Linked DNA regions of Homo sapiens: region 1 is linked to region 2. A link is a contact called in ENCODE Hi-C or POLR2A ChIA-PET data. All regions are on one chromosome and are shown on one strand. Each heading gives the region's core, a stretch centred on a gene start or an enhancer-like site at or near the end of the contact. The rest is flanking DNA. Distances are from core to core; before and after follow the strand shown. Region 1 holds the start of FES (FES proto-oncogene, tyrosine kinase). Region 2 holds the start of CIB1 (calcium and integrin binding 1).

The links. Hi-C counts contacts between places; a loop is a spot of excess contacts on that map. ChIA-PET counts read pairs that join two places held with the same protein, here RNA polymerase II (POLR2A). Pooled maps may share reads with other maps.
Region 1: a loop to region 2 is called in a pooled map, with 3 times the contacts of the local background. The contact joins the promoter of FES here to the promoter of CIB1 in region 2. A Hi-C loop is called at or near these places in 1 of 168 maps with a recorded cell type or tissue (posterior cingulate gyrus) and 6 of 50 pooled maps. POLR2A ChIA-PET finds 5 or more read pairs at or near these places in 1 of 52 experiments (activated naive CD4-positive, alpha-beta T cell).

The regions. Positions count from the first base shown.
Region 1 is chr15:90,879,480-90,886,476 of GRCh38, reverse strand. It overlaps FES (FES proto-oncogene, tyrosine kinase), which reads right to left and starts at 1,973. Exons shown (of 19, transcript NM_002005.4): 1 at 1,933-1,973; 2 at 1,219-1,440; 3 at 892-1,065. The coding sequence starts at 1,431. FURIN (furin, paired basic amino acid cleaving enzyme) reads right to left here. Exons shown (of 16, transcript NM_002569.4): 10 at 6,933-6,997; 11 at 6,703-6,806; 12 at 6,493-6,610; 13 at 6,204-6,383; 14 at 5,662-5,786; 15 at 5,437-5,547; 16 at 3,020-5,191. The coding sequence ends at 4,599. RefSeq lists enhancers at 828-1,257, 2,795-2,924 and a silencer at 1,888-2,397.
Region 2 is chr15:90,230,138-90,237,011 of GRCh38, reverse strand. CIB1 (calcium and integrin binding 1) reads left to right here and starts at 3,071. Exons shown (of 7, transcript NM_006384.4): 1 at 3,071-3,177; 2 at 3,309-3,343; 3 at 4,685-4,793; 4 at 5,505-5,655; 5 at 5,799-5,917; 6 at 5,990-6,078; 7 at 6,507-6,874. The coding sequence starts at 3,127. The coding sequence ends at 6,528. It overlaps GDPGP1 (GDP-D-glucose phosphorylase 1), which reads right to left and starts at 2,803. Exons shown (of 4, transcript NM_001013657.3): 1 at 2,720-2,803; 2 at 2,416-2,490. RefSeq lists silencers at 2,669-3,108, 3,129-3,578.

The sequences.
Region 1 (6,997 bases), core at 724-3,223, 650 kb before region 2:
CTGGGATATGTTGGGCAAGCGCCCAACCTCAGTTTCCCCATCTGTAACTGAGCTAGATTCCTCGACTAGATCAGTCTTTTTCTTAAAGGGCCAGATAGTAAATAAATATTTTACGCTTGTAGGCCATAGAGCCTCTGTCACAATTACTCAACTCTGTCATTGTAGTCACAGACAATATGAAAACAAAAGGGCATAGCTGTGTTCCAGCAAAACTTTATAAAAATGGGCCCACCCTTGAATCAGATGATCTTTTGGGGCGAGGAATGGGGCCAGGGTGGCCACCAGGGGCCGCTGTGGGTCCATGGCAAGGCTGGGCTCTGCACTTGAGGAAGGGGTGTGGTGCAGGGAGGGTGACCAGCACACTGAATGGGGGCACTAGGCTCCCAGATAAATAGTTCCAAATCACACAGCCTCTAGACTGAGGAGCTGGGTGGGATTCAAACCTAGGCAGGCTGACTTCACGGCCCGAATCCTCGACCTTCGGGGGGCCATGCTGCTGCCCAGTCTCTGGGGCCCTGAGAGGAGGCTGCCTAGGTCGAAGGCAAACAGACTGACCCTCATTCCTCTCCCTGACTCTCAGAACCCAGAGCCAGATGGCACAGTGTGGAGGCGAGTACCGATTCTGAGCTTCTCCCAGGCACGTGACCGGTCACTCATCCTTACACTCCCAGCACTTTGCCCAGGCACAGAAAAAGCACAGAGAGGCCTTGCTGCAAGCCAGCTCAACGTAGGGGAAGGAAGAGAGGAAGCTGCATCAAGGTTAGAGCAAGCCAGGCCTGCGGTCAGGGACTTACACTTCCCCAGTGAATCCAGGGCCTCTTGTGCAAAACAACCCCTTCGAGGCTCAAAATTTAGACAGAAATGACCGAAGCCCCAGTGCTGCCCGCTCACCTTGGTGAGCTCCTGCTGCAGCTGCTGCCACTGCTCGCTGTAGGTCTTGCGAAGCTGCTGCCGTTCCCGGATGAGCAGGCTCAGCTTGCTCAGGGGCCCTGAGTTCAGATCCTCTGCGTGCTGCCGCAGCAAGCGGCTCAGGCCCTCAGTTTGGCTGGTGATCTCAGCCCAGGACTATACAGCACAGATGGGGGAGGCAGGGAGGGGGGCACAATGGCTCCCAAGCATTGGCCTGCCAGATCTCCAGCCACTGCCCCAGAGGGCCCCCAGGAGAGGAAGGAGAAGGCAGATACAGCCAGCACCCACCAGAGTCCCATAGAGACCCACCTGACTGATGGGGCTGTCAGGGCTGATGGCCCGGCTCTGGCCCCCACTGTCCTGCAGGGACATGTGGTGAAGCAGTCCTGCATACTCCCTGTCACTCTTGACCCGCTGGGCCATCCACTTTCTCATGCCCTCCAGTAGACGAAGCTCGGCCTCCTGCATTTGCTGCAGGACCCCGTGGCCCTGGGGGCTGCACAGCTCGGAAGAGAAGCCCATAGTGCTGTTCTGGGGACAGAAAAGGGGCCATCCCTGGAGGCAAGGCAGCAGCTGGAGACGGAGGCATGGGACGAGGAGACTGGGGACTGTAGGGTCAGGATGGACTGCAGACGGGGAGGAGGTGGGGTCCTGCCTCGCTCACACGCAGCCATGGGTACCCAGCAGCAGCCTGGCCTGGGGACTGGCCCTCATTGCTTCCTTAGCGTCAGGGTCTCCTCCGCACGTTCGGGAACAGGAGCCAACCTGGAGCCTCCCTCCCCAGGCCCTTCCACCCACCACCCCTTACAGGGACACCCTTGCCCAGGTCCTCGACAGGCCAAGCCTGCCCCAGCTGAAGCCTCAGGCGCCCACAGCCTGAGCCCTGCCCCTGCGGCCATCCCCGCCCTTCCGCGGCCCCTACCCCCACCTGGGTGGGTCTCTGGCCCTCGGAACGCCTGCTCTGCCCCTGCCTGCCGCGCCCCCAGCTCCCACCGCTCCTCCAGGCCCCGGGGCTAGAGGTACCCGCACGGGCAGCTGCTCCTGGGACGGCCTCGGACCGACTCAGGCCCGGTGCGGACCCCGGCCAGTTCCTGATTCCGCGCTTCCTCCTCCCGCGGTTTCAGTTGGCCCAGGCCCCGGGGCGGGCCTGTGGAGGGGAAGGGGCGGGCGGGACCGGCCCGACCGCCCCGACGCCTGCCAGCCCCCCTGCTCCGCGCTGGGCCGCAGCCTCTAGCCGGCCGCACGGCCACGGAAACGGAAGGGAGGAGGGGGCCGGGAAAGAATGGCCCAGCCAAGAGCCGCCCGCGCCCCGCAGGCCCCAGGGCCCGGCAGCGCCCCGGGAACACCGGGAAGGGGCGCAAGGTGGGGGTCAGGAGGGGGAGCCCAGGGCGAGGCCCCAGGCAGATGCTGGGCCCAGGGAAGCCCAGGGTGTCCGCGGGTACTGAGGGGAGGCGCGCAGTCCTAGCACCAGGCCAGGGCCACCGCAGAAGAGAAAGAGGGAACCCTGGTCCCAGCCCTCCCCACCTCACGGAATTCCCTAAGGAGAGGCTCAGGCGCCAGCTTCCATTTGAATAAAATTTCCAAGTAAATATCCCGAACAGAGACTGCTTCTCGGATACAGATCCTAGTGGTTTTGTCCCCATCCTCCTACCCCCAGGCAGGGGCTTCCTGTCCCAAGGGAGACCTGGGGAAATCAAGGGGCAGGGGTTGGGGAGCGGACAGGCGTGGAGTTTTCCATTTGGGACTCAGGCTCCCCACAAGAAGTCATCTTGATTCAGTCAGGCCTCCCTCCACCTTAGGCCTCAGCCCTATAGCCTGTGGCGACCAGATCACTTCAGCCCAGGAAGACACAATAGGCCCAGTTCTTCACACTGCTGGAAACCAGGACTTTGGGAGTTTAGTGCTCAGCTCCTGAGGACCAGGGGTCACCAGCCCCACCCCAGGGGCACCAGCTCCTCCACTAGGGGCTGGCGCATCCTCCCGCCCCTTGGAGGACTTTGGCCTTCTGACTTGGGCCCACATCCAGGCAGGCAGGCCACTGTGTAGGCCTAACTGGCCCCCTATCCTCAGCTGCGATGCAGGAGCAACGGTACCACACTGGAGACTGGGCCTGGTTTGCATAGTCTGCACGTTTAATCACTTTAAAACCTCTAACATTATCTCATGTCCATTAAATAGAACCAGCAATGCTGGGCCTGTTTAAATTACAAGAAAAAAATCACTGTGCACCAACCCAGCATCTTACAAAACCAGCCGGGCTGGCCACGAGGGCAGGGGGATGGGAGAGGAGGGGGCACCCCTGGGCAGATGGCTGGGTACCAGGAATGGCTAGGGTAGAAAAGAAAAGGGGACTCCCAGATGGGAGGGGACTGATTGTCCTAATGGGAGGGGTGCAAAAGGCACGTCAGAAGAGGAGGTTTGAGGGGGGCATGACAGGTCAGTGCTTTCTCCACCAGGGCACAGTGTTGGGGGGGCTCAGTGCCACCACCTGCCCACCTCTGGCACTTGGAGAGCCAGTGACCTATGAACCCCCGGCATGGCGAGCCCCACTTGAAACACAGATGTCAGCCTGCCCCTCCCACTGGGACCCCCTTTCCTTGAGCCCGCCTGGCTGGCCCGCCTCTTCAGGACTTGGGGCTCAACTATTCCTCACTCCTCAGCAACATGCTGCAGCCCCCACACCTCAGGGCCAGGGCAGCCAGGGAGGAGCAGGGCGGACGGTGGGTGTGAGAACGTGGGTAGTCCAGCTGCTACCCCCATTAAAAATACAAAAACAAATCATCAGCATCTAAAGTGAAATAATCACAAAGTGAAAATATATCCTCAAACAGCCCCTGAGATCCCCACAGGGGAAAGCAGCATCGGGTGGGAGGCCAGAGAGGCCGGCTGGGCCAGCGCCCCTCCCCACCACCCACCCAGGGGCTCCAGGTCTGTGAGTGCCAACAGCCCAGGCAGCCCGGGCTCAGAAAACAGGGACTTGGGCCCTGACGGGAGAGGCGGGTGCAAGAGAGGGGAGGGTGGTCAGGACACCAGCACAGGGTTCAGCCAGAGCTTCGGCCTTGGCTGCGCCAGCCTGGTGGCCAGTGGTGGTGGAGGCACGGAGCACAGGGGTGGGTCATGGGACACAGGCCACAGGCCACATGCCACGTGCACACCTGGAGGCACCTGCCTTGCCTTGGTCCCTTCCTATGATGGCTGCTGCCGCCAAGACTCACCAGAGCTGGGGGACAGGGTGGAGGGTGCAGAAGCCCTTGGAGAGGTGGCCTCCTCCCTCAGATATCTCCTAGGCCAGCCCCCGACTGCCTGGATGGGACCATTATTGCTTTAGAGGGACAGGGAAGGGCAAGAGCTGCGGCCTGGGTCAGGAATCCCAACAAGCAAGGGCTGCCCCTCTTCACTCCGCAGGAACTCTGGCTGGGGCCGGGGCCGGGGCAAGCTGCCCTAAAGGTTTCACTCCTTTCTCCACATGGAAGGGGTGCTGAGGGTGGGGTACGGCCCTCCCCACGCCCCAGCTGGTCCTGGGCCCACCTCAGGTGGCCAGGTGGGCCCGAGGGTAGGATGGGAAGCAGTCTCCACCCCTCTTGCCTCCCAGCTGGGGTCCAAACCCAGTCCCAAGATAAAAAAATACTTTGGTGAATTAAAAAGTGCCCAAGGAGGGGATTGGCTTGAGGGGGTGGGCAGTGGGCTCATCAGAGGGCGCTCTGGTCTTTGATAAAGGCGGTCCTCTCGCCCCGGCCCTCGTCCTCTTCTGAGTCAGACGGGCACTCCTCCTGCCAGGCTTCAGGGGGCAGCCCCTTGTAGGAGATGAGGCCACGGTCCATGGTGTACACCTTCACCCCCCGAAAACTAAAGCCAGAGCGCAGCTGCAGGACCAGGAAGACAGTGACGAAGACCAGCACGATGAAGGCGCAGCTGAGGCCGGCCACCACCTCAGGCAGGTGTGAGGGCAGCAGCCCTGCCCGCAGCCGTTGCCCCGCCTCCACCTCCGGGGGCAGCCGAGGTGGCTGCTGCTGTGGCGGGGACTCTCGGCTGCTCTGGCTTTGCCGGGAGCAAGTCTGCTCCACAGGGTCCAAGGAGGCGTGGCTGGGGCAGCTGAGGCAGTCTGTCAGGGCCGGCCCCTGGCATGTGGCACATGAGGCGTGGCAGGGGGCGCAGACGCTGGCCCGGATGGTCTCCACGTCATTCTCGGTGCTATAGTGCGTATCGAGGACTTGGGGGGCGAACCCTGGAGGGCAGTGCTGGACACAGCTCTTCTGGTGCAGGGAGAAGCCTTCCTCGCACACTGCCGGCGTGGGAGAGAGGGCAAGTGTGTGTCAGCTAAACAGACTGTAGCCCCAGGACCACAGCAGCCCCAAGCCAAGTCACCACATCCCCAGGATCCTCCAGCCCCAGGACTGTGGTCATCCCAAGAGCCCCAGGGGCCCTAGGTCTCTTGAGACTTTTTTCTGTTAGAGCTGGGCTTCAGGACAGGCACCCGCCTTACCCCCAGACTCAGGCCCCCAAAGCCCAACAGCACCCACTACTGACCCACACAGGCCTGACTGGACGTGAGGGTCTTGCAGCCACTGCTTTCTGGAGGTACGGGCAGCCCCTCAGGGGCGGTGCCATAGAGTACGAGGGTGAACTTGGTCAGCGTCCCTGTTCCAGAGCGGGGAGGAGGCAAGAGTTAAGACAGTGCTGGCACCACACCCAGTGCTCGAGATCCTGCCAGCCCTCCACCTCGTACCCCTACCCCTCAAGTGCCCCCAGTACCATAGTTGTTGGCTTCGCTGGTGTTTTCAATCTCTAGGACCCACTCGCCAGAGGGATCCTCATCCCAGGAATGAGTTGTCATGAAGGCCCAGTCATTAAACCCATCTGCGGAGTAGTCATGTGGCCTGGGGAGGGGAGTGCACACAGCCCTGAGGCCTCTGCGGGACCCCAAGCCAGGGACATCTAACCCACAGCACATGGGCCACACACCCTTCCCCCACGCAGACCAACCCCATGGGGCCAGAAGTGCCTGCTGGCTTGGCTGTTTCTCAGTGAGCCAGACGTGCTCAACTGGGGGATTCTAGAAAGGTACACAGGCACCGCACAAGGTGGGGCACACTACTGACATTAAATGGTTGCAAGCCAGGGATTCCTGCAACATGGGACAGTCCCACAGGACAAAATTGTCCCTCCCAAAATGCCAAGAGTGCCCCACTGAGTAGCACTCAGTGCCCCCTGGGCCGTGTGAGCGAGCAAAGGCAAGCACGCGGGCTGTGAGAGGCGGCGGCGCTGGGCAGGGCGGGCAGGGACAGAGCAAGCACCTGGCTGCCAGCAGGGTGGAGCGGGTGCCCATGGGGCTGACCAGGTGGATGGCCAGGTCGCCACGGCGATTATAGGACAGGGTGAGCCGCGCCTGAGCGTGCTCCAGCCGAGTGATGTGGTTGGGCTCGCCCAGGCACGCGGTCACGGTCTTCCGCACCTCGAGCCGTTTCCCGATGTCTCTGTGCAGGAGAGCACCATGATGGTCAGCCTGGCCCAGAGGGACCAGCGGGCACCCCCTGCGACTCTCAGGTCCCACTGGCCCCCTCCCAGCCTGGGTCCAGCCCTCACTTGGGCTCGGTGAGGATGTCGATGATGCACTTCCGCTGGGGGGCCACTGTGGTCCAATTCTGGGCCAGGGCCACCATGGCGCCTGCGTCCAAAAGCCCGTAGCCATATGAGTGGCTCACTGTGGGGACAGGGAAGGTAGGGTCAGCTGTCAGGCACAGAGTGCCTTCTACCTAACTCCACATCCAGCCTGCCGGGCCAGCCTGCCCTCACCTTTCCGGCCCACACCATTGGTGGCCCAGTCGTTGGCATTGAGGTGGGCTGGCTTCGAGGTCTGTACCACCAGGTGTTGCATGTCCCGCCATGTGAGGTTCTTACTGCAAAGAAGGAAGGGAGAGGCTGGGGATCAGTCTTTTTTGGGAGCAGCTCTCCAGCTGCCCTAAGGGCTGCCCTACAGAGAGTGCTGGTAGGGACAGGGTTGCCGCTGGCCCCCACCCACTTACTTGGCCTCCAGGGTGAGAGCAATGATGCCGGCTGCTAAGGGGGCAGAGGCTGAGGTGCCCGTGTG
Region 2 (6,874 bases), core at 1,822-4,321:
ACTCCAGCCTGGTGACAGAGTGAGACTCTGTCTCAAAAAAATAAATAAAATAAAAAATAAAAGTATATCAGCAGCTCGGTTTTATCACTGTACCAAGAGTTGATCAGGTACAGGAGGGACAATATGCTAACCAGATTCACCGAGGACTACCAAATGATTCAGACTGCCCATTTAATAATCTACCATGAGAGGCCGGGCGTGGTGGCTCAGCACTTTGGGAGGCTGAGGGAGGCGGATCAAGAGATCAGGAGATCGAGACCATCCTGGCCGACATGGTGAAACCCCGTCTCTACTAAAAAAAAATACAAAAATTAGCTGGGCGTGGTGGTGCACTCCTGTAATCCCAGCTACTCAGGAGGCTGAGGCATGAGAATCAGGTGAACCTGGGAGGCAGAGGTTGCAGTAAGCCAAGATCATACCACTGTACTCCAGCCTGGTGACAGAGTGAGACTCCATCTCACAAATAAAAATAATTTACAATGAGAAATATGCCAAATGGCACAAAAGGTTCTTGCTGGCTGGTCAGTGTACAAAATGAATCAGGAAGCAAAATGAAAACCAAAGGTTGTTCCATGAAGGGTTCAGAGCCAAGTGAAGTGACTGAGAGATCTAGATCACAGCTGGTCACCAGGCACAAAGCTGACTCTCATGTCTTCACTATAAAGAGATACTTATGGCTGGGTGCAGTGGCGCACGCCTGTAATCCTAGCACTTTGGGAGGCCAAGACAGGCGATCACCTGAGGTTGGGAGTTCGAGACAAGCCTGACCAACATGGAGAAACCCCGTCTCTACTAAAAATACAAAACTAGCTGGGTGTGGTGGCACATGCCTGTAATCCGAGCTATTCAGGAGGCTGAGGCAGGAGAACTGCTTGAACTCAGGAGGCGGAGGTTGCGGTGAGCTGAGATCATGCCATTGCACTCCAGCCTGGGCAACAGGAGTGAAACTCTGTCTCAAAAAAAAAGAAGACAGATACTTATTACCATGCAGTCCAGGTATTCGCCTTGGCTTGTAAGAGGCAAACAAGGTCTATTTAGTACAGGAGACATAATGACAGCTTCTTGCTTTTTGCCTAAGCTTTTACTAACAGAAGACTAACTCTTTCTCGGACAGAAAGAGCCTGCTATTAAGAGAAAAATGATCGGCCGGGCACGGTGGGTCACGCCTGTAATCCCAGCACTTTGAGAGGCCGAGGTGGGCGAATCACGAGGTCAGGAGATCCAGACCATCCTGGCTAACAGGGTGAAACCCCGTCTCTACCAAAAATACAAAAAAATTAGCCGGGTGTGGTGGCGGGTGCCTGTAGTCCCAGCTGCTGGGGAGGCTAAGGTAGAAGAATGGCGTGAACCCAGGAGGCGGAGCTTGCAGTGAGCCAAGATCATGCCACTGCACTCCAGCCTAGGCGACACAGCGAGACTCTGTCTCAAAAAAAAAGAGAAAAATGATCAGGTTGGGATGGGCCTATACCCTAGTTATTTTTTTTTATTTTTATTTTTTGAGACAGAGTCTCACTCTGTTGCCCAGGCTGGACTGCAGTGGCACAATCTCCGCTCACTGCAACCTCCAGCTCCCAGGTTTAACCATGTCTGGCTAATTTTTGTATTTTTAGTAGAGATGGGGTTTTGCCATGTTGGCCATGCTGGTCTTGAACTCCTGGCCTCAAATGATCCGCCTGCTTCAGCCTCCCAAAGTGCTGAGATTACAGGCATGAGCCACCGCGCCTGGCCTTGAATATTTCTACAATGATGGAATGTACCTGTTAATACAGTGTGTCTTATCAAACACATGCTGCCAAGGAGAGCACTGGGTATTCTTCCAGTGTAAAGTAGATTCCTAGGCAGTCTAGGGAGTCAGGAAAGGCTTCCCTGAGGATGAGATGGAAGAGGGACTGAGGGCCCAAAGTGGCTGAAAGACAGAGAGCCAATAGGAGGAAGTCCAGTTACAGAGGGCCAGGATTTGGGTTTTTAACCATTTAATGGTTATAAACTGAGACTAACATACTCAGATTTAGACTTTACAAAGATCAGCAAGTATAATGGATTGGAAGGATCAAGAATTAATCCCAGCCTGACCAACACAACCTCCACTTCCTCCTCCCAGCAGTTTGGAATCCTTACCTTTTGCAATAGTATACGTTCATTCATTTATTATGCATTCGATAATATTTACTGAGAGCCTACTATGTGCCAAACATTATCCTAGAGGTTAAGAGGGGACAAGAGCAAAGGGTCAGCAGTCTAGGGGTGAGATGGAGTCAAAAGGACGGCAGGTCAGCTGGAATGATGAGAACAGCAGTGGAGAGCCTTTAAAAGTGCCTTGGACTGGACCGATTACCTTCTAAATGCCGGCGCCCGGAAAAATCACTAACACCCTTTGGACTTACGTATTTCCATCTTTGTAAAATGGGAACCTACCTCGCAAGGGATGTTGCAACAATCGAAGAAAACTATGCACAATGCTTGACATCCAGTGGGTCCTCAGTAAATAGCCTAAGAAGGAAGCAAGGTTATGGTTACTTCTGGAAGAGGTGGCTTGGGGGCTGCGACAGGTGCAGCGATTGCCTGATGATAACATCTAGAAAAGCCCTTGCTGGGCAGAGGGGCAGCCGACGACCCCCGCCACTCAGCGAGTCTCCAGGTTTCCCGGAAACGCTAGCTCCAGTGACTTCTCAGATGCCCCTATGGGACCCCACCCAGGGCTGCCGCCGCCACCACCTACTGCAGCCGAAGCGGATGCACCTCGCGACTTTCCCCGCAGCCGCTGCCGGGGCCACAGCGAGGTCATGACGCCCGTGACGCATACGCAGCCAGCACGCACGCGCGCGGCGTGGCCCGCCCCCCCCTCCCACCCCGGAGGCGGGGCCGTGAGTCCCGGGCTCCGCCCCGGAGCGTCGGGCCCCTCCCCGGGCCCCGCCTCCAGCTCGCCTAGGACCGCTTGGAGCCGGCAGCTCGCCTGCCAAACCCGGCTGGGAACGCCTGGCAGCTTTTAGGAGGGGGCGGGCCCGGGGGTGGTGGCCCCAGGAGCGGTTGCCGCGGGGACCGGGCAGTGACGCGGCCCAAGGGCGGAAGTGAGAAAGTTGTCTGCGTCTCGAGGCGAGTTGGCGGAGCTGTGCGCGCGGCGGGGCGATGGGGGGCTCGGGCAGTCGCCTGTCCAAGGAGCTGCTGGCCGAGTACCAGGTGCGCGGGACGCCTGGCCCTGGGGAGCTCGCGTGCGGGCCTCTTCTCGGGAGCAGGGTCCGGGAGCTGGCTGCGGGGCGGCCGCGGCCTCCCAGCGGTCCGCTAATCCCCGCTCTGGCTTTGCCTTCCAGGACTTGACGTTCCTGACGAAGCAGGAGATCCTCCTGTAAGTGCTGCCTTGAACCCTGCCTCCGACCCCGGGATCCTCTAGAGACAGCTTCGGGGGCGCTGTCCCGAGGGAGGGGCGGGGGCTGGCCTGAGGTCTGCAGAGGAGCGGGAGCTGGAGGCCGGGAGACCTAGCCCGGGCTGCGCCCTCCTCCCGGCACGCCCTCCCCGCCCTCGCCTGAGGCCCCAGCGTGGCACCGCGGAGCCACCTTACAGCCTCCAGGAAAAGTTAGGCGCTCTTTGACCCTGGGCTCCACTAGCTTCAGCACTGCCGAACTTCCTGCCCCAGTCCGGCAGGGGCCGACCTTGCCCAGTGGCTAAACCACAGAAGCCTTGGGGAGCCCGGCTCCTTCTCCCAACTTTACCTGAATAATACAGTAACCGTTATCGCTTTCTGAGCACTCACCATGTGCCAGGGACTGTGCTAAATGGTTGCCTGCGTTACCTAATTTAATCTTTAGGAGAGAGGTACTGGACAATGAAACAGGTTCAGAAAGGTTTGGTAACTGCTTAAGACAACACTCTGAGTAAGTAGATTTGAACTTGGGCTGGAAGCCCTTTTGCCGGATTTATGCAGGCCAGGTTCCTGTGGCAAAGATAAGCTCATGGGAAGGAGGTGGAGGCCGAGGAGGACAGTTCAGTGTGGTTGCTAAAAAGGAGGCTTTGAGGGTAAGAGATCCCTGGAGTGAAGGTGAGAATGAGATTTTTGGTTTTGCTCTTTTCTCCGTTTTTTTTTTTTTGAGACAGCGTCTCGCTCTGTCGCCCAGGCTGGAGTGCTGGGGCACGATCTTGGCTCACTGCAGGCTCTGCCTCCGGGTTCAAGTGATTCTCCTGCCTCCGGGTTCAAGTGATTCTCCTGCCTCAGCCTCCTGAGTAGCTGGGATTATAGGCACCCGCCACCATGCCCGGCTAATTTTTGTATTTTTAGTAGAGAAGGGGTTCACCATGTTGCTCAGACTGGTCTCAGACGCCTGACCTCCAAAGCTCCGCCCGCCTTGGCCTCCCAAAGTGCTGGGATTACAGGTGTGAGCCACCGTGCCTGGCCAATTCTTTAGGGCCAACTTCTGGCTCCTTTCCCAACTTCTTCATCCCTTGGGGATCTCTAGAATCAGTGCCAAGCACATAGTAAATGCTCAGTAAATACTCATTGCAAGAATAGACTCCTAGGCTGTACTGCCTTGTGACATGTCCTTTTGCTTACCGTTGCCTGATGACTCGGAAGTTCTGTGTACGTGGTTTTAGCTCCTCACCTGGTTGACAATGAGCAGCAGGCAAGGAGTGGGAATGAACACACAGGGAGACCGATCGCTGAGAACACCGACAGTTCCCCTCTCTCTACCAGAGCCCACAGGCGGTTTTGTGAGCTGCTTCCCCAGGAGCAGCGGAGCGTGGAGTCGTCACTTCGGGCACAAGTGCCCTTCGAGCAGATTCTCAGCCTTCCAGAGCTCAAGGTGCAAGCGCTCCCCTCCTTTGACACCTCTCCCACCACTCCCTCCCTGCTAGACCCCCTAACTCCATCTGCCACTAGCTTTGGGATCATGGGGTCACTGGTCCCCACTCTGGTCATTTTTCTGCTTAGTTCTGATTTTCTAGGGGCAAGGACTTTACCAAAATCACCTGGCAGAATTATCTAGAATGGTGCTTTTCAAATGGGGATTCTAGAACATAATCTTGGAAGTTCAAAGAAGTTTTGTCCCTTAAGAGGAGTTGAGGTACCTCATTAGAGTTTGAGGAACCGTGTTCTAGAGGCTGATTGCCACTCCGTAAGGCTGCTGCAAAATTTCTGTGCAAAGGGCCTGGCCCGGTGCCTGTAACACAATAGCTGTTCAAGTAAATATTTGTGTTTTAAAATAACCAGCCCATCTCGTTCCCTTTGTTTAGGATGACTTCTTCTTCCCTCTCTGCCCACACTTACGTTGTATGTGACCTGCCTTTGGGTTAAACACTTGACTCCCAGGAAGCCATCTCAGTCCCTTCCCCAGCTGGGTCAGTTTGCTTTCCTGTGCCCCCACTGCCCTCCATGTTGGCCCCAAAGCACTGACTGTTCACCCCCACGAGGCTGAGCTCGCTGGTGCTGGTCCTGTGACCTGCTCTCTCAAGTTTCTGGTAGGCTTTAATGAGCGTGTGACCTGGGCCACGTCCTGTGGCGTTTGTTCTCCTAGGCCAACCCCTTCAAGGAGCGAATCTGCAGGGTCTTCTCCACATCCCCAGCCAAAGACAGCCTTAGCTTTGAGGACTTCCTGGATCTCCTCAGTGTGTTCAGTGACACAGCCACGCCAGACATCAAGTCCCATTATGCCTTCCGCATCTTTGGTGAGAACCAGGAGCAGCCCGGCAGGACACCACCCCTTCCCACGTGGGCTTTGTGGTGGCCCTGCTTGGGAAATGGGCGCCGTTTGGGGAACCTCAGAGCCCCTCCCAACCGTGTCTTTTGGCTTCCTGTGTCTGCTCTCTAGACTTTGATGATGACGGAACCTTGAACAGAGAAGACCTGAGCCGGCTGGTGAACTGCCTCACGGGAGAGGGCGAGGACACACGGCTTAGTGCGTCTGAGATGAAGCAGCTCATCGACAACGTGAGCAGCTGAGCAGGCCTGGGAGCGGGAGGGAGCAGTTGGGGCTCTGGCCTGAAACTCTCCCTTTCCCAGATCCTGGAGGAGTCTGACATTGACAGGGATGGAACCATCAACCTCTCTGAGTTCCAGCACGTCATCTCCCGTTCTCCAGACTTTGCCAGGTATGACAGTGGTCCCCCTTCATTCTGGGTACCTGCAGGTTCCGACCTGCTGCCTCTGGGCCTAGGGCATGGCTACAGGAGGTGGTGCCAGGGTGAGAGAAAGCCCCAGTCCCCACACACAGGGCCGGCTAAGCTGGCAGTCTCGCCCCGGGCAGGGGCAGCCCTCCTTGTCAAGACCTCTCCCCTTCCCACTGCCATTGTCATTGCTCTGTGTTTGTACTCATTAGTAATAAAGGTTTAGAAGCTCTGACCCAGTGTGTGGGTCCAGAAAGCTCCCTCTGGATGTCTCGGGGAGTTCTTGCAGAGGGGGCTGACACACGGAACATAGCCCGTTCCAAAGAAGGGTCTAAAGGGAGAAGGGGGCAAGTTCGGGTTTAGTCCCTGCCCTCCTCTTCCAGCAGAAAACCCACCGCTTTTCTCTTGTTCAGCTCCTTTAAGATTGTCCTGTGACAGCAGCCCCAGCGTGTGTCCTGGCACCCTGTCCAAGAACCTTTCTACTGCTGAGCTGTGGCCAAGGTCAAGCCTGTGTTGCCAGTGCGGGCCAAGCTGGCCCAGCCTGGAGCTGGCGCTGTGCAGCCTCACCCCGGGCAGGGGCGGCCCTCGTTGTCAGGGCCTCTCCTCACTGCTGTTGTCATTGCTCCGTTTGTGTTTGTACTAATCAGTAATAAAGGTTTAGAAGTTTGACCCTATGTGTGACATGAGATACACTGGTATGAGGAAGGACTGGACTTCTCTTCTAAGAGCCTTCAATCATCCTAGGAATAAGCAGCATATCGAGCAGAGGCCAGCGGGAAGT